2 separate regions of the Mus musculus genome follow, and region 1 is linked to region 2. The links are chromatin loops, found by intact Hi-C in ENCODE. Cell type or tissue: left cerebral cortex. All regions are shown on one strand. Links, peaks and the distances in the headings refer to the core of each region. The heading gives the core; the rest is flanking DNA.

Evidence for each region. A loop is a pair of places that touch in the nucleus more often than their neighbours do. Peaks named below come from ENCODE experiments on the same cell type or tissue, not always from the same donor. Only the 100,000 strongest peaks of a DNase experiment are listed, where the experiment ranks them.
Region 1: it touches region 2 in a loop (4-fold over the local background); 2 of 42 quality-filtered maps call a loop at or near these places.

Annotation. Positions count from the first base shown.
Region 1 is chr1:173,451,064-173,461,329 of GRCm38, forward strand. It overlaps Aim2 (absent in melanoma 2), which reads left to right. Exons shown (of 9, transcript NM_001013779.2): 3 at 1,765-1,885; 4 at 3,161-3,250; 5 at 4,271-4,552; 6 at 8,635-8,786. The coding sequence starts at 4,291. Among named protein-coding and RNA genes, the nearest start is that of Ifi206, 35 kb to the right of the region's middle. In left cerebral cortex, for the core only: a CTCF peak has its summit at 5,489; a DNase peak (open chromatin) is centred at 5,486.
Region 2 is chr1:174,995,264-175,005,529 of GRCm38, forward strand. No RefSeq gene overlaps it. Among named protein-coding and RNA genes, the nearest start is that of Grem2, 79 kb to the left of the region's middle. In left cerebral cortex, for the core only: a CTCF peak has its summit at 4,753 (motif pointing left); a DNase peak (open chromatin) is centred at 4,751.

The DNA of each region.
Region 1 (10,266 bases), core at 3,216-8,215, 1.5 Mb before region 2:
CTGGCCCTTTTACAGCAAGACTTGTGTTGAACTTCCATCCCACTTCCTTGTCGCTCTTCTTGCTACCCGTAACCCCACATGGCTAACCCCATGACACATCTGTAGCCTTCACCTTAGGTAGCTTTATAGCAAAACAAACAAGAGACACAGTTGATTCTTAAAAAAAAAAAAAACTTTAAGAGTGATCTTTTCTTAGCTTCTGAAACATGTGTTCTCCTTTGCTACAATCCCTCAACACCCACTTCCCATGGATGCTAGGTCTGCTATTGGCAGTGGCCAGTGAGTTAGCTTTGAATTCTTGTTTCTCTTTCTGAATTTCATGGTGAGTGCACCCAGGTCTATGCCATCCCAGTAGACAAACAGGCCCAAATATGACATCCCAGTAGGGTATAAGTCCCTGCTTGGTGGTAAGTCATGTCAAATGATCTTGATAATTTGTGCTTGATGATCTGTCTGATAACACTAACCTGAAGAGAGCTGATACCCAAATCTAGGGTCCACCAAGGGCGACACTAACCTGTGTCACACCTGGGACTCACAGGCAGAGAAAATATGTGGTCAGAGTAGGGTGTGTGTCCCTTTCTCACTGCCAGGCTGGTAACGATCTAAGCAAGCTTGAGACAGTCCCACTGGCATGTAGGCAATTGCTTAGTTCTAGTGTATGTCGGGAGGGAGGTTTCATCTATGAGATGTGGCCTGGGTCTAAAAGGCGTTACTTTCTGTTTCTTGCTACTTCCCACTGCAGTGAGCAGAATTCTGGGCTAGATTTGGGCCATGTTGCCTGTGGGTGGAGACCTTTCTGCTCATCCTTCTGTCTGACCCAGATCCAAGGAGAAGAGATAGAGGAAGTGAGCATGCAGACTGACTTACACAATTCCAGTTGCTCAGTCTAGCCTGGGGGAAGGGGTTATAGAATTCTTCCAAGCAGTGATACTTCGCTATGATAGCCTCGTACTGAGTTTAAAGACTAAGGCCTGGGATGAATTCCTTCTCTCTGTCTCTCTCTGCCCCCCACCCCCCTTTGTGAATGTGGAGGAGTGTCAACATGGACAAATCTCTCCCTCCCATTTCTTCATTGTGTCTTGTCTTACTATCAAATGCAACCAAGACAGGATGGTCTCTCACATGGCTTCTTTAGGTGTTAGGAGGGTGGGTTGGGCTCTGTACAACTAATCAAAATTTGTGTGCCTGTGGGAAGATGGTTGCTAGGGGTTCTTATTTCCTGCCATATTGTTCTGTGACCTTTCAACTGGGCTTCTTAGTCAAACTAAAAGCACCCAGAATCCAGCCCAGAAGACACCTAGAACTGTATTTTTACTTAGAAAAAGTCAATGAATGTTTGTTGAATGCTTGTATTGCAGATGCTATTTTAGGAGCCAGGACTGCAGACATGAACAACAGAGTCCTTGCCCACAAGCCACTTTTATTCCAGCACAGAATGTGAACCAAAAAACTACTGGATTGCTAAGTAGACAAGTAGAGAGGAAAACGAAACAGTTTGTGGTAACAGAGAGGAACAGGGCCAGTTTTAGTTTTATAATACATATGCAGGGAAGTTTGAGTAGAAATCTACAGAGAGGGTGGGTTTAATTTATTCCAACACACAGTGAAGAGAGATAAATGGTTTTGACAAGGGGAAAAGATGGCAATTATTATATCATTATTAATACTTTAAGAGAGTTACGGAATGTGTGTCTTCGAATAACAGCCAATAACGTTAGAATTTTGTTGTTGTTTTGTTTTGTTTTGTTTTTTAATTTAAAGGTATTGTTGCCCATTCTGTGAATAATACAAAGGCAGTGGGAACAAGACAGTACAGAGGACTTGATTCAGGAGACTTGAGGTCTGGCCGCATAGTCATCCTTTAGAAGCTGGGTGGCGTCAGGTAAGTCATTGTGCCTCAAATCCCAAATTGAACCAACAATTACTGCAGAGCTGGTGTTTTCCAGGTATGCCGTAAAGGGCACTTTCACATAGTGTAACAGCCCTCCCTGTTTAGAAAGAGGCCAGCCTATCATATATGTCTTTCTTAACCCTTTCCATCTCTCAGGCTCCCTGTGCGAGCACTTGGCATATGCATTCTGCGAGGCATAGCACTGTACTCTCAGATTGCAGCTGCACCTCTTGCTGGCCCTGAGGATTGGAGTGCATTTCCTTCGCTGATAATCCACCCTCTACCCAGCACCTCACTGTGGCTGTATTTCCTGGTCCTTTCAGTTGAACCCAGAACCTCCCACATAGGAGTCAAGGGCTCTACTGCTGAGATTCATTTTCGTCTCAACCAATAGTTTACAACTTTTTTTTGAAGACTTATTCTATAGTAAAATGAAAAATTGTATGTAAATAAGATAAACAACCTTTGGAGGAATCAATGTCTTAATTTTTCATATAAAGTGTGATTAACTGTGATTATGTTTTTATCGAAGATGGGTGTAGAAAGATTAAAATTTCACACAGACCAGCAGAAAGCATGCTGAGGTGATTAGCATCCTCCACATACTAAGTCAGAGGAGATTTCCTACTTCCCGTTTGTCGAAGGGACTGGTGCCCTGGTGCAGACTCCTCGCTGTGGCTATTCTGGGTGTATTGTATGTCTTAAGTTGGAAAGGGTGCTTATGGTAGTTTTGGGCTTTGAATATGAGCACCACCCACGTAAGCAGAGATACTCTGATCTCTTCCTTACCTGCCCAGTTTTTACCGAGAGTGGCAAGGTCTCATTAACTGTAGTCTATAGAGCTCATTGAAATAGTCTGCAGTGGTGGGAAATGTGAGGGTCTTTGACCTGTTGTTTTCTTCTCATGAATCCCCCTGTTCTGGTCTTATTTCTTCTACCTTGTTCACTGCAAAGTAACAGACTACTAGCAGTGTTAATGATATTGTTACACAACGTCATCACATACTGAAGCACACTGCTTGTTCATCTCTTTTCACCACTCTTCACCTAGGCAGTTGACAATTTCTCACAGATATGTGGTTTTCTTCACATATTTGAAAACAAGGCGTTTATTCATCATAGACACTGGAGGCGGTACAATCCCAATTTGGACCTTTTTGTTGATGTTTGCATTGTTTGTATTTTCATGCAGAATTTTAGACTATGTTTTCGATGAAATTTAATAACTCTTGCCTCCCTAACATGTCCTTTATGTATATTGTTTAGGAAGTTTTCCTTTTTCTCAATGTAAAGTGAAGAAAAAAAATCCAGTGTTTCTCAACTGTACTGCTATTCCTATTTAGCTATTGTATCTAGGTGAGTATTTATTTTTCTGTGATATAAGATAAAGATCAATTATTATCATCTCCCACATAATTTTTCTGAATACTGTTCTTTGCTGATAATTCTTTCTTTCAGATTTATTCATACTGTTTATGTGCCATGTTTTTTGTATATGTGGTTCTGATTTTATTCTGACATTTTTCTGCTTACCATTTGACTTCCCTAATTATTAAGTCTTTAAAAGCATTTATAGGTAGTCGGCAGAGTGTTACTTGGTGAATATTTTAACATATTTGGTATCTTTTTGTCCTTAGCTTTGCATGCAGATGTAGAATTATCCTTACATGATTTCTCTGAGATTTTGCATGTAGTTTGTCTATTAATTGACAAATTGACATCTTCTTTTTATTGAATGTTCCCATTCAGAATATCACATACATCCTAAATTAAGAGAGAGATAAATTAAGGAACAAGGGAAAGAATCCTTAAATAGACCAACTCATATATGGGAAAGTGAATTTTTTTGGAAAACAAAGAAGACATGGTCTTCTCCATACAATCACGGAAAATTTTTGCCACGTGCACAAAAGGATCTTTGTATAGTTTTATACCATATACAAAAGAATCCAGAATAGGTCATAGATATACAAGTTAAACCTTTTAAGTCTCTAGAGAAGAATACAGGAGAAAAATCTTCTGATCTTGAATTTGAAGAGATGGGACAGCAAAATATGGTCCTCAAGTGAATGAACTGGTAAATATATTTCATGTATATGTATGTTAAATTTTAAGTTATATGCCTGAAGTATACACACTGTGCCATATTCTACACTTTGCAGGGGTCAGGAACCCTAAGAATTCCTAGGTTACCACATGCCCTTTGAAAGTATCCTTTTTTGATCATCTTGCATAGCGATTCATTTTTCACGTTTCACCTAATGCTCTCCTCCTGCTCTGTCATCTTGGGTATGCCTTGTTAACCACTTACCTTGTGTGTCCTGAATGTAGACTTGCATAGAGTGCTGTAATCTTACGGCCGAGGTTTCTTTTCAGGCTGATCCTGGGACTGTGAGATGGAGAGTGAGTACCGGGAAATGCTGTTGTTGACCGGCCTGGACCACATCACGGAGGAAGAACTGAAACGGTTCAAGTACTTTGCTTTGACTGAGTTTCAGATTGCCAGGAGCACACTCGACGTGGCAGATAGGACAGAGTTAGCTGACCACCTGATTCAAAGTGCAGGTGCGGCGTCTGCAGTGACCAAGGCCATTAATATTTTCCAGAAGTTGAATTATATGCATATTGCAAATGCTCTTGAAGAGAAAAAGAAAGAAGGTGCGTAGGAGTGCCCTCCCTTAATGATATGAGAGAAATGAAACCCTTCTACATTGTATTGTAGGAAATTAATTTCCTTAATCACCAGGCCCTTCACCCCCCAGAGTCACTAAACAGCATGTTACAAATTCCTTAGCCGTGTCTGATGCCGGTAGTCAGGGCTGCCACCATTGTCTCTCTCTTCACCAGAGTCTGTCTCCAATCTACTTGCAGAAACTGCGGAAATGGCAGGTCGGTGTTAATGTCCAAGGTCTCATTACACAGTACTTAAGGTTTTCACACTTGGCTGAAGGCCTGCCTGGCTGTGACATGAAGAAAACACAGCCTTGAACATACAAACCAGAGAACTGTTTAACTTTGCCATGGACTATCCACCTCCGCGCTGAGCCATCCTGCCATGGTCCCAGTTGGCCTTTTTAAGGAAGCCTTTGCGCTTCTACTGCATGGAGTTTCTAATCCTTCCTTTATCTCTAGCATAGACGACATTATGAACTTCCAGGACACAAAGCACGTGTTTGCATTCAATAAACCAGCTCTCACTCTCCACAAATTATATGCCATGTCGTTAAGTTTCCAATTACTCCTTAAGAACAACTGGGATGTCCTTGGGGTTCAAATGACTAATAAGAGCCAATGAAAGTATACCTCATCAAGGGAGTCCCTAAAATGAGAGATTCCAAAGGCAGTGGTTTGGGGACACTATGTAATACAGAAGCTTCAAAATGTTAACTGCTTGCCGAGGAGATGTGTGTGATGCAGCAGCAGGGGCTTGGATTCCAGAGGGTTATTTATACGCCGTCTAAGTGATGAAGTAAGGGTAAAAATCACATACAGGTATAAGATGCTATGTGACTTTGAGGAACTTAGAGCAAGGCCTGATCACGATTAGTTTAAGAGTAGCTGACATTGGACAGAAAGTGTAGTTCTTACATTTGACCACACAGTGGCAGTAAGAACACATCATTGCTCCAGTCACTACTGTTCATCTACTGAACTAAGCGAGCCTGATAGCATGTTTTAGTTTTAACTCCCGAAATTAATTCCTATTCATGGCTTCTTTTTTTTTTTTTCTGGATAGGATGATATAAAGCCCCCTTACTTAAAAAAATTTCCTCTATTTTACTTCTGTAATAATGGTGGGGTTTTATCGGCTTGATTAGCTCAAAAGATCTACTTTGAGACCTGGTTGAAAACTCAGGAGTGACTGCTGATCTAGAAGTCAGTTTAGGCACTTTGCAGCTTGGAAGTGCTACTTGAAGTCATCTTCAAGCCTGCCTTGACCACAGCTGTGTCAGTGATGCCAGTGGCTGCTACGGTAGAGCATTGATCTCTGGCTTGTTTCCCAGCAGTTTTGCCTTGTGTTTCTTCTGGTAAATGTTCAGCATGACGTGGCCTTGCCTCATGAAAACTGTGTGTGTGTGTGTGTGTGTGTGTGTGTGTGTGTGTGTGTGTGTATGTGTGTGTGTGTGTGTGTGTGTGTGTATGTGTGTGTATCTGAACAAATTAAACGATGTCATTAAAGAATGATAACAGGGTCCCGACCTTTAGTTGAGGCTTGAGCAAGAGAACAGGTGAAAAATTATGAGGTTAAATAAGCATGACAAACCCAAGCAAACCTAAGGAAATTCTCCAAGTATAATGATCTTAGATAGAGGAAAAGTGTGCATTGAATTATTAAATGAAACGAGAGGTATCTAGTGGGAAGATGACTTTTCCAAATGTTTCCACACAACACTCTCAATGGCATTTTTTTTAAAAGGTCAGTATGATTGATAGGCTAGAACAGAGTGACATGTTTATTCCCTTTGGCTCCCTTAGCTCTCTTCTCCTCTCCTGTGCTGTCAACAGAGACTGGATGTTTTTATGTGCAAATATCCAAAATATAAATAAAAATGTCATAGCACTAACCATTGGACGATCAGTTGAACTTCTTGCAAGCATATTTGGTCATTTTGGTATTAGTCATAGGCCACTAGCATTTCCAAAGTTTATGCACCATAACAGCACAATGGAGTTAAAAATGTGATCAAAAAATTCTAAGAAGTTTATAGTTTTGCATTGGGCTGCATTCAGAGCTGTCCTTGGCACATGTGATTCATGGACCATAGATTAGACATGCCTACAAGAATAAAGGTCCCTATAGGATTCCTGACCAAGACTCAGTTCCTTCCTGTTGTCTGAAAGAGAGTGACAGAATACTTATTATGTGACAACTGTTAGTCATATACATTACATGATTTGATATCTAACAAAATTAAATCCATGAACATCCCTGAATGTTTCAGATTCTGTGAGGAAACCACACGTAAAAAGGTTCTTATAACATCTTTACCTATAAGTTCCTTAAGTAATTGAACACTGACCATATTAATAGATGGTCACTTAAAAATCAGGACAAGAAGTTTCCTTTTCAGAATAAAATGTTGGATGGGTGCCTGCACATTTGAGGAGGAGAAAGCAGTAACTTTTTTGGGTCTTTGTTCTACTTCTCTTCTCCTTCACAACCCCCTTATTCTTACCCCAGGCTGTGCTATGCATATGTCAGTTGGTATCAATTATAAGGAGACACCTTGTTCTCAGGTTTTCTGATTGGACCAAGCTGCTGCTTGTGTTCTGTGGTCAAATAAAAACATTATCTACATTACATGGTTTAGTAGGGTCACTAACTGGGCTTAGCAGTCCAATAGAGCTGCTAGCTAGAGTCTTTGATCGTCTCTAATTAAGTAAGTTTGCAGGATGTAGGTCCTAAATGGGTAGCGTTGCTACTTAGATTCTCTATTTGTTCATGGCGATAGATTGGGTTCCAAGGATAGGAAGGATGCTGCTCCTGGGACATTTGGAATGGGTGTGACCTGAGACTAAACACACACACACACACACACACACACACACACACACACACACACACACACACACACTCCATCGACACACGCATATACACCATACATCACATATCACACACCCATATATAGAATAAAATCACAGACTTTCCCCCCAGTTTGGGCTCATGCTGAACCACAGGCTAAGCTCAAAACTCATCCCAGTCCCATCACTTCTTGGTCACCAGGCTTGAGGAGACCAGGTCCTCTACTCCAAAGAAATATCGGACACAATTGCCTTTAACAAGAAGCCTTTTTATTTTTTTTCAAACACTGGGGCTGAGTAGGGTGATTTTCTCAATAGGCTGTGGCTGGGTTAGGTCAGATGATTCCTTTCAAAGACATCTGTGTGCATGAAATTACCTATAATCTTCAGGAAGCCTGATACATTGCTCTCAGGTTGGGTGGGGTCAGCATTCCACAGTGGAGTTCAGGCAGATTCGGATTCTGTGCTCCACACATGTGCGTATGTGTATGCCTTTTACAGTGTAGTAAGACAAGTGGAAAGTTGGCTATGATTCAAAGCTAGCAAAGATGCTATTGGATGTTCTCTTTGATTGGGTGACTCCACAAGGCAGACCACATATCAGTCACAGGAAGACCCATTTTATTTTGTTTATTTCTAACTGACTTCCATTATTCTAGTCTTGCCAATGTACTCAACAGTTCTCATGGGGTGGGATGAGATGAGAGTGAGCCTTCTACAATGCCTGCATACTACCGGAGTGCCACATGCACACTCCTTGTCCTTAATCCTCACCTTAGGAGGTGTAGGGCTGTGGGCTTCTCTCTACATGGTACTTTCCCATTTTGGGAAGGAGAAAACAGTTAAAATGAAAACATTCCTCTCTACCTCTAGAGGAACTTTTCTCAGCCTTAATGTTCTAGATGGCACCTCTGTTACCTTCTGAGATTTCCCCAAGGTGCCTTGTCTGTGCATAGTCCTGTGTCATGTTCTTGTGAGGACCTGAAGATGGGAAACTCCTAATCTATCACCCTGCTGTTGTCTCCCTTCTAATTTTCTTCTTAAAAATTAACGATATTTTAATGATATTTTAATTAACATTAGAATTCTAACGAGAATTCTAATTCTCAGCCATGCTTACTCATAGATTTTAATGTATCTGTTACTTGTTTCTTCCCCTTCCCCTTCACCTTCTCCTTTTCTTCTTCTCACCCTCCTCCTTTTTTTTTCTCCTTCAGCTGAACGTAAACTCATGACCAATACAAAGAAGAGAGGAACACAGAAGGTAGAAAATAGAAGTCAAGCTGAAAACTGCTCTGCTGCCTCTGCCACCCGCAGTGACAATGACTTTAAGGAACAGGCTGCTACAGAAGTCTGTCCTCAAGCTAAGGTGGCTAGTGACACTCTTATCACTATCCCTCTCCTCCAGCACTCGAAGCCTTCTGTTCTTTATCTCTGAGCATACAAATCAGGAAAACCGGGCTACGATAGGAGAGATATGTCTGCATTACAAAAAGAAAAATCACTTCTATTCATCAGCGTCCATGCCCAGGAAGCTTCTAATTTCTGCCATGCTCTGGACATGATAACCTGTTGCTATGTTAACCTCTCTTTGACGAAAACTCTGACAGGGACCTTTTTCAGTGAGTATGTTTCAGGTTGCTCTCAGCATCAGTTCTTGTGAGGAGGTTTAGGATGAGGGGATGGGGAAAGTTTCTAGTTCAATGGAACTGCAGCAAAGAATTTGACCTGTTCCACAGGAGACTTAGGGTCCAGGGATGCCCTTCAGGATTGTTGCAACGTAGTTGGAAAACACAGTCCCTTTAGTCACGATGTGCCTGCTCTTATTGTCATGAAATGACTCTTTGTAGCAGAGGGGATAAAACTGGAAGAGAGTCCTTGTCCCTTAGTCCTGACAGAGCAGCATATAGGGATCCATCACAAAATCCACCAAGCATCTGCAATTTCATTTTCTGTAAAGAAAGTGTCATGAAACTTCATAGAGAAGCTTAGGCTGTGCACACCATTCTATCCAGAGCACCCACTCATTTCTTCTGTGTTTGGCTCAGAAATGTCCAGAATTGTGAAGAAAACAATACCCAAGTTTAAATGTTACATTTTGGTAAGCACCCATAAAAATGCATATTGTATAGTCTCTGAAAAATCCAGTAAAATGCCTAGGACTGAAGACAAATTCTAAAATAGTTCTCAGTGAACTTGATACTTTCCTGCTTTGGATCAAATTGAGAGTGGGATGCCGTTCATCAAATCAGCTCACAGGCTCACATCCCAAGGTTTTGCAGAGATCCAGTTCAAAGCATGTGCTCTGTGCCTCTCTCTTTCTCTCAGGGTCTCCTTTAGTTATGGATTGTTAATTGCTTTTAAAATAGTATTGTTTCTGATACATACACATGCATGAACAAACACACAGTCACATACAGAAATGCGCACATGAACAGTCTCTTATTATTTTTAATTTCTTAATTTGGAAGAACAAAATAAACAAAACAAAACTAAACAAAAAACTAATCCCAGGTTATGTGGGTTATTTGTGCATTTATCCAATAAGGAATGCATTATACTTTATCCTTTGTTAAATCAATTAAAATAGTTTGTTATATTATTCCTATAAAACATTTAATTTTTATATGTTGTATTATAAGACCTTATTTGACAAAATCCATTTTTTGGTATTTAAAAGATTTTGATGATTTATAACTATAAATAATAAGATGTAATTTATGTAAGCCTTAATATATATGCTTCTAAAACATACACATGCGTGGGCAAACACACATACATGCACATTCCTGTACACAGACACACTATCTCCTATTGCTCTTAATTTCTTAATCTGGAAGAACAAAATG
Region 2 (10,266 bases), core at 2,462-7,461:
TGCATTGTTCATTTGCCTTTAAGAAAAGCAGGTCACACTTTTATCTGGCTTTGACAAGCCACTGAGGGGCAGAGTCTCCTGAGTGCAGGCCCTGTGTTCATCCTCTAAAGAAAGCAGAAAGCAAAAGACCTTTTTACCACACCGAGGATAGTCAATGCAGTAAAGATACTCTCTGCATGTGTTGGTATGAAACAAATCCAGAAGGTCTAGGTGCTGAAGGTGGTGAAAACACTCAGAACTCAGACCACACACCTTTCTCTTAGGAAATATAATACATTAAATTTCTCTCCACTTCACGTCTAATATTGTCTTCATCTGGCACAAAGAGAAAAGACTGGGCAATAGATATGTCGGCTGGCAGTCAGTTTAGGCATGGGACTGGGACACCCTTTTTTTGCTTTCTTGCCAAACCACATGGAGTTTATATGTGCTTTGCAAGCCTTATAGGATAGCTGCTGTCCAGATCTACCCTCTAACTGCTAATTAGCCTTCGGCTTCTGTTTTTACTCTAAAACATCAAGAACTTGGAAAAAAGACTTTGGGTCTTGGTTTTCTATACTCCAAGAACCATATTCTCTCTTCACTTTCTCTTCAATTAGCTCTTCTGGATATACGTGCAGATCTATAAATGGTAAACACTCAGACTTAGGTTCCTATTTCCTGTTACAACATCACCAAGAGTGGGAGAGGGGATAGCTGGACTGTTTTGGAAGCCTTTTGACCTGACCTTGTTTATTTGGCAACTTAAGAAAACTCAGACCAAGCAGAGTGAAGAACTGAATGAAGAGAGCATTTTATAGAACTCCTCTCTGCTGATCATTTAAGACTTCAACAGATCAAAAGGAACTCTACTAACAAACATTATGAGGGTTCAAGTAATTTCTATTCTAAGGCTCACGCAGCTGATGCCAGCACAATCTTATTGATTCTTTGGTTGTCTAAGGCCAGGATCCACTGCTGTCTTCAATATGAATAACTTCTAGCAGAACAACAGGAAAGTGACACCGAGCAGTATGTGGGTTACAAACCAAGTGGTTCTGCAGGCTCTTGATAATTTGCCATGAAATTCTTATTTAGCAAATCCTGGAAGCAGGCTTGAGGTGCAGCCTGCATTTTGTATTTGCCAAAGAAAGAAAGGTTTGGTATCTCTGCCTCTTCTTCCCAGATTTTCCATCTGGGATATGAATCCCATGCTTTCCTCTGACTGGTTGTTGTAAGTCATTCTGCCTTTTCAATTCAGACTTCCATCTTAACACTGGGACTCACGGGCTGAAGAAATGCTCTTAAACATGTTTTCTTCTTGTACCTCTGGAACATGACCAGACCATTAGGCCATTCCTGGTGCAAAATATGATTGAGAAACAATCATTTGAGAGGGAGGGAGATACTGTGTCATTCCATGCCGGGCAACTGTCTTAAAATCCATAACAGTGACACAGTCATGTAATACTTTTCTGAGATCTTAATGGTTTGAAAAAATGCTACCTGTTAGTAAAAAACATAATAAAAATGTTAATATGCTTAATTGTCAATTCACAGTGAAAGAAATTTAGCATGTACTCCTTCTTGGTATGTCATACTCTCCACTTAGCTATTTTATTTCCTTGTATTTTTCTTGGAGGCAGGCTGGAGGGCATCAATCCACCACTAATATTTCCTTAGGACGGAGCTGACCTTCTCTCGCTAATAGCCTTGCTTCTCTTTACCTGTCCAGTAATTTACAAAATGGATTCAAAGGCAGAAACTAAAGAAATTAAAAAAATAAAAGAAAAAAGAAAGAAAGAGAGAGAGAGAGAGAGAGAGAGAGAGAGAGAGAGAGAGAGAATCAAGGACTCAGAAATCACTGGGTGCAGGAGTTACTAGTTTGTTATCCATGCAAAATGAGCATCAGTGACATTTCACAAGCCAAGCCAATGGCAGAGCCATGCACAAATGCACGCACACACCATTACAATTCTTGTGGATGAAGATAGTAGGTTTTTTGTGGATTCTCAGAGCAACGCTACACTCCTACAGATAAAGAAGCTCTCAAGTTGCAGTTGCTTTTTCTTCAAACATGTGCAGCTTCTGTGATTTACTACATAATATATGTACTATCCAAAATATAATAACATATGAATATACTAATACTCTATAATATATTATACATAATTACGATTATATATTATGCAATAATATATAATATAGATAGTTGTGTTGCAGTTTTAGGTTTTTGCTTTGTATCTACTCTCTAAATTGTTCAAAGAAAAGAGATTGTGTTGTTCTACATTTTGTGCATTTTTATTTTATTCTGGTTAGAGCCTGGGTGACCTTGGGAAAACCAGGGCTCTATGTCTGGCTTCTCACCTCTTTCCTCTGGCCGGCAGGACAGTGTCAGCCGTCAAGTGGTATGTGATTCTCCCTTTTACCCAATTCTTATCTGTTTCTAGAAAGCCTTGAAATTATTCCATTTTTTCCCTTCACTCGAAAATGTACACAGCATCCCAATCCAGAGGAATTTGTACAAATCATGTGTTCTTTGGGGGATTTTGAGCTGGTACACTCTGGGAAGCCTGTCTTGCTCTGCTTTGTATCATCCTGTTCTCATATACAATAGTAAATTCGTGCTTATTTTAAAGGCTATCTGCCTTTGCAACCCACTTCTATAAGAGAAGCAAAATGGCCTTTAATAGGAAGAGAACATTAAATGCATAGAGAATTTGTTCTCCATCTCTGGGGGAACTTTTAGGATAGCTGTGTTTCAAGACTAGTGAGATGATTCAGTTAACAGAGTGTTTTTGCCATGCAACATGAAGACCTTAGCCCAGCTCAGCACCCAAATAAAGTCACAGACACAGTGACACTCATCAGCAACCCCAGTGGTGAGGTGGCCCCCGGGGTGTGGTGGTGTAAGAAATAGATCATGAAGTCTGCTGCCTAGTTATTCAGTGAAGTCAGTGAGCTGCAAAAAGATAAAAAAGAAAGGTAAATATCATGAGACCCTCCAAGTAGCCTGTAGCTTGACAGTCTTCCTGAAGTAGATACACCATTGAGCTGAATAAAGCAGGCAAGGGCCTTTCCTGGGGAGTTATTTCTCAATAGTTGGACTTCAGGACAATGGACTGAGATAAAATTCAAAGTTCGCAAGTTGGATTTTTTTCAAAGTGTTTTTAAAGTATTTTGAAAGGCTTCTAAGAAACATCTCTTAGAGATTTGAATTTTTCTCTCATTTTGCTAATAGATTCACATTTTCACTATTTCATAATTTTTTTATTAGGATAAATAGGAATCACTTACCTAATCAGTTACTATCTGTTGCTAAGAAACCAGAGATTTAGCCAAATGGTTCATCCCAGAAATGATGCAGGGGAGGAAAATGTTCTTATCCAACTTCTACTAAAATGTGGATATCCACATTTTGCTTCACTTTGCAAAGGTATTTGGGAGTGGTTTCTTTTTTCTTTCAGGACTCTGTTTTAACATTCTGTACTCTATTTCAACACTTTGTATGAACCAGTTTTAGAAAGTCCATCGGCTGAGTTTTGTACTGTGATTGCACTGTTTGTGCGATGCGATCACCTGAGACAGTCAGGGTCAATTGAATAGGAAAGCCTGAACTTCCAGTTAGTGAGCCAGGCAGGAAGGTGTGGTAGCTCCAAATGCATCCACGTACTGAAGGTATTTTTAAATATTTTGAATTCAAAGACTTGGTGCTAAAACCTGTAATCCTAGTTTCCTGCAGGGTCTGTCTTTTGTAGAAATTTTAAGTTTGGAGAACCTCACTGAAACAGGATGCCAGGCTGAGGTACGCCTTGATAGTTATGAAAAATAAACTGGACTGTCTAAATCGAGAAAAAAACCAAAACCTTACCTTTCAGATTTTAGCACAGAGGAGAAAAGATTCAAGTTATTCAATGACCCAAAAGATAGGAGAAACCAACCCATGCCACAGGCACTGTTCTTACTGTCACTTGAACTACAGAGCTAATCAGATCCCCCAAATCCCAACATCACCAACAGTGCTCATGGCTTACCAACTTCAACACAGATAAATGGCCCCATTAACGTCAGGGCAGTTGTGTTTGTCCAGGGAATAGACGTCTGTATTTTAAATTGCATTATCCAGATTATCCAAGGGATAAGAAATGTTTACTTTCACAGATTCCAGGCTTCTGAGCTGAGTTAAACAGGACAAGTTTAAAGGCAGGGGCTCAGAGAAGTACAGGGCATGTTGACAGCTCTGCTGTGGTCTGCAGAGGCTGAGTTAGGAGAATCCAAGCTTATCTCTGCGCTCCTGGGCTGAAAGCTGGGGGCTCTCAGGCCTTCCTGCTACCTGTGTCCTCTGCGTGGCTGCTGGTGTAAGATGGACAGGTAGAGGGAGTAGAAATGGCCTATGAAGAATTTGGCTTTGGATGAGTGTTCTCAGAATGTATATCCAAGGAATGCTCAATAGCCCCTGAAGGCTGAGAAGTGAACAAGGCAGCAGGGCAGGCAGCAAGTGTGGCCTTCTTCCACTACTGTTCAGACTCAGGTAGGGCTCAGCCTTCAGGAACAAACCTGTGTTCTTGTCCAGCCTCTAATTGCTGATTTTATGTGCTAGTTAGAGATTAAATGCTTCTTTCTTTCTAGTTGGAGGAAAGGCAGAGACAGAAGAAGAAAAAGAGAACACAGAAATCTGACAAGTTACCTCCCCTTTCAACCTTCCTTCAGCCGGGCTGAACAGGACTTGGACATGATAAGCTCAGAGCATGTGGCAGCTGCTTGCTGCCATCTGCTGTATTCTTTGTTGCTAGCAAGCAGAGGACCCTGGCTCCCCAAAGAGAAAGCAGAGGGGGAAATGGAGGTGTCAGAGAGGCTGTGTTAGGTGCCACAGTTTTCTGGCACATAGGAAATCTCCAGATATTGCATTTGTAGATTTCGACCACCTAGTCACCATTGTGAACGGACCGATGTCATGGTTGTGGGACATAATAATATATTTTTTCCTCCTCACTGTGATTGTCTTTCATCTCATTTGAGAGAGAGAGACAGAGAGAGAGAGAGAGAGAGAGAGAGAGAGAGAGAGAGAGAGAGATACATGGAGACTATTAGTTTTAAACAACTTAAGTTGCTTGAATGTCTAACACAAATGCTCTGTCATATAGTATAAACCATAACTGTTGATTGAGATTCTGGAAGGACAAGAAAGGATATATATCTAAAGATAACGAAGACATCCTGAAAACAGGATCACTATATTCTCCCTCCCTTCTAATGACCCAATTCCTCCATTTTCAGTCTTTCTCTGACTTCTTCAGTGTACATATTCCTGTTGGATGGATTCACTTTAAAAAGTCCATTATAATGTGGTACTTCTAGTACCAACCTTCAAACAAAATGAGTGAGGTTCACTTGGGGCTCATCTAGTTCTTGGTTTAGCAGTTGGCATGTCCCAGATCCAGGTATTAAAACATGATCTGCTTCTGGCCTTTGAAGAATGTAGCTCAGCCCTGATCTTTTATGGCCCATTGCTTCTTTGTCCTCTGCCTGCTGACTTTTGAAGTTCGAAGGAAAGACTTGACTTTACTTCCCCTGGTTATTGGCCATAGAAATGGATCAAGGCTGAACATGAATTCACCTCATTGACAACACAGGTCATGTTTTATCTTCCATTCACTTGCCCTTGCTAATAGTGCTAGCTTTACTAGTGGCTTACACAGTAAGTCTTTCATTTTGCCCTCCTGCCTGGTGGGTTTCTCTAGAGACTACAGGATAGGTTGAAGAGTGAAACTATGTTCAGTGACATTTGAAATAGAGATTTATAGAATTTTACCTGTTGGGTACAAATCTTCTGGCCACATATTCAGGATCTAGTAATAAATTCATTAAAGACATATTGTCTTTTGCTGTTGATCTAGTGATGGCAGCATTCTGCTCCTCAGCCTACATGGGCTGCCATGACATACTTTTCACTTTATATTGCTACCATAAATCTAATTTAAAAGCTTCATTTACTATCTTACCAATATCAAAAAAATGAAGGACAAAATACCAGTAACTTCATGAAAAGTATGACTTTGTGAAATCTAATAATACCAAGAAGTGGATGAGAATATATGATATAATTATAATTATAAATGCCTGGGTTACCCAATCTACTAATAAGGAGGCATGCCCATAAGCACAGTTCAGCATGTCTGAATGTCCTCAATAAGAAACTTTAGAACTCCTTTTCAAAGTGTGTATTGGGTCACATTTTATTCTGAAAATGCTAAGACGTTCAAGGAGGAATGGTTGGGATAGGATGGTAAGGTCAAAGCACCAATGCTGTCTTAATTTGTGAGAACACTGCCATCTGCCTGTTTAATGAGGTCCTCATTCTTGTGTGTTCTTAGTGTTTGCTACATTGGTTTTCATTGTGGATCCAGAGATATTGAGTATTTCTGTTATAGATCTTTCACACATTTAGACTTATGTGAGAGAGAAAGAGGGAGGGGTTATTGTTATAAATTTCTAGGTCTTTTTGCCTTATACTTAGCAAATATTTGATAAGAGTTCAATAAATAACTAATTGCCAGGCTTGTGATCTCAAACAAAATGGACAGAAAAGGCTTAAACATTGTGAATAGTGAGAAAGGATAGGCAAGAGTTATGCTAAGAACTGGGGTAGATAGCCTAGGTTGACTGGTAGGATCTATGTCCCTTCATCCTTTGTCTTAGAATCACCGAATCCTTGGGCAAAAAAAATAGTCTATAAAAAAATGTCTCCTTTTGCTGAAAAAGGAAGGAAGTGATCAAATGATCCATTATTTCCCAAATGCTAAATATTACTGTTTCATGATTACTCTCTATGAAGATTGAAACACAAATACAACATAAGTAAACGCTATATGTTTATAGTGACTTTTAAGTTCTTGCCTTGATTTCTTGTTTCTGTACATGTATAGTGTGATTGCTAATGAACACTAAGTCAGAATATTTAATTAAAATAGCAGCATTTATTACTATACCATTTGATGCCACCTATGAAGAAATAAAGTCATAATAGTATAACAATAATAGCAAATAATAATAAAAGAAGAGGAAGAGAAGGAAGAGGAGGAAGAAGAGAAAGAAGAAGGAGGAGGAGGAGAAAGAAGAGAAGAAGGAGAAGGAGAAGGAGAAGGAGAAGAAGGAGAAGGAAGGAGAAGGAAACTTCCTTTTATTGGTACTTTGCATCTTACCATGAGCCAGGTAGCTGTCTAAGTATTATGCATGTATTTATTTACTCCCCCTAACAAATACTCTGGCATACATGTATGAGAAAACTGGGGCACAACGGTTGGCCAGGATCACAACCTAGTAAAACTCAAGATGATGAATTGGTCCAAACAATCTGACTCTGGATCCCAAATAATTATCTCCCACAATGTTTTCTGTCTCAGCTCAGACATAGTTCTTGCCATATAAATGGAAAAGCTGCCATGTACAGCTGTGACAGTACACTATGGGCAACAGGTCCTGAAATTTGGCTGTTTGAGAAGTCAGAAGAATGAACAGGTGGACAACATTCATCAGACTTCTAACAGAAGCCAGGCACTGTGAGGGAACTTTGTGTGCACTTTAACCAATAGAACACAGGATGACAAGCTCTGTCCCTTGATTACTCCTACTGGAAGCCACTCTGTCTTCCTCTATGTCCTGTTCTCTTTTACTATTGGTGGTGCAGAGTACATCACTAAATCTGCAGGAAATGTCATAGATTCATGAGACTTGCTCATTTCTCACTTTCTGTTGTACAGACTCATGATCTTTGGTCAGGAGCTCTAATGCCTGAAAAGAAGTAGGAGATGGGAGTATTTCCACATTCTATCAAATTATGATCCATCAACTGAAATATACAGATAAGTTGTATTCATTTTTATTTCCATAACTACAAGTGAATTTTCATGAGATTTTACCATCTATAATTTTGGGCTAAACAATCGATTACGTGCTATCTCTGCTAAGGAGTAAATCAGCACAGAGCTGAGCATAGTTCCACAAGTGATAACTTGATTTTTACTTTGCAGGAACTAGCATAGACATCAAATCCTTAGATGTTTAAGCTGTATATGTAAAATGGTACAATGTTTTCAGGTACTGTACACATTCCATCTGAGTTAGGTTTCTATTTCTATGATAAAACAACATGACCAAAAGCAACTTAGGAACAAAGGCTGACTTTCCAAAAACTACACTCTTTGAGAAAACTGCTTCTCCCTCCCCTAGTTGTTCATACCTCCTTGGCTAGGGGTGCAACCTCATATCGCACTCTCTTCTCCATTCTGAGATTTGGTCTGACTTGTCTTGTGCATCCAGTCACAACCACTGTGGGTTCACCTGTGTGGCTGCCCTGCTGTGTCCTGGAAACTCCATTTCATTGGCCACTTCTTGCTCTTTCTTTTTCAGCTCTTTCTTCTCCAATGATCCTGGAGCCTTAGGAGAAGGGGTTGTGGTATAAATGTTTTTCTTATTGCCAATAAAAACAGTTCTTCAAAAATTAGAGTTAAGTAAAATGTAAAATAAACATTCATAGAACAAATACTCAGGCCCTCTATGTTCTTTGGTGGATATTTTAATGTATTTTCTTTGTCTCATTTTTATTTATCCATATGTCTTTTCACCTGTTAAAACTTTATTGCTAAATTAGACTTTTTGTGACAATCTTTAAAAAAAAATAAGGATGTTTCTTTCTAGAAGCAGACCAAAGAACGATAAATTTTTACTCAATTGCTACAATGTTATAGAAATTATCATTAACAATGAAGACAAATTACAATCACAGAAGTTAATTATAAAATTAAAGTTTGGCAAACAAAGCATGATGCACACATGTGTCTTAGTTTTCTAATTTTAAAATAAAGATAATTAATGACATATTCTATATTCTATAAATATTATTTTCAAAAAAGTAATTTTGTGTGAGCTGAAAATACCATCTTCCAAATGACATATTTTGACACTTATGTAATTCAAATATTGGATGAAAATATCTTTAGGAGAAAGTCTTCCCCTGCCAATTTCCAAGTCCAAAGGATCTTTCTGTTCAGTGACTCACCTACTATAACTGGTTGAAATGAATTCTTTTGATGAAAATACCAAGGGCCATTGTGTTAATGCATGATGGACCATGACAGTTCTCAGCATTCTATACGCTTTTTTCAATCTTTGTATCCCAACATTACCTTTGGAGTCAAGGATCCAAAAGCCTGTTTCATCATAGTTAAAAATCTCTGTGCACATAATGTCTGTGCACTGTGCTTCTGTGCAAAGTCTGTCTATCCAGTGAGAGCCTCCAGAATCCAAGCTCCTTTTCTAGCTGGAATCAAGCTCTTGGAATCCATTTCTTCTCATAACAGTACCACTGGGATGAACCCTTGCTTGTTTTGGTCTTGCTCCTTCAGAAGTCTCTGTTACAGCAAAATGCAATCAAACTCTGGTCCTTCAGATCGCCTTCAGAGGAGACTTATGTAATTGCAGTAGAAACATTATAGAGTATTGAATCATTTATGGAAAGATGTTATGGTGTCTTTTAGTCTTAGACACTGTTTTTAAAAGTGGGAATGCAGCAGAATGAGAAGTCTCGATTCCTCTGTTGATCTTGCTTTCTCCCAGAGGGAAAGTTTATAATGAGGGCATAAACAATGGTTAATATAATCTCTGGTACCAGCTAGTGCAATGAAGAGGATATGGCAGTGAGATAGAGGGGACACTCTGGGATATGAGTCACTACATGTGTGAGACATGTGTGCTTTTAGTGAGGTAATGAGTAAAATGCAGTTGTAGGGACTTTTAGGAAATGCAAACAGTTGTTTTGTCCTTGTCTCATTTGTTTTGTTGAGGAGATAGCTATTGGGAGACGGGTTTTAGAGAAGCAATGAGAGCACTAAGTCATAGAAAGAGGTTTTGCCTTAGATAATAGCATTAGTCCTATTCCACACTATGGGAAGAATTAAGGCTATGGGTGCTGATTCCAGTAAATAGAATTGTGTAACATTAACAGGCAAGGCATTCTGGGCAAAGCATAAATGTTGGTCAACATCTGAAAATAAGGAGGGTATCCAGGGAATGTATATTTTATAGATAATATTTGAGAGTAACTGTGATGGAGTTACTCAAATATTTGAGAGTGTAACTATGGGGGAAAGGACTAACCAGGGTAGGAGGTGTTTGTGAAGGAGTGACTGCTGTTCTGGGTCACAGTCACCAATGGGTTAATGAGGAAAGTGTGTTCAGGATGCCAAACTGCTTATGTACCACAGACTAATCAACTGTATCACTGGGGTG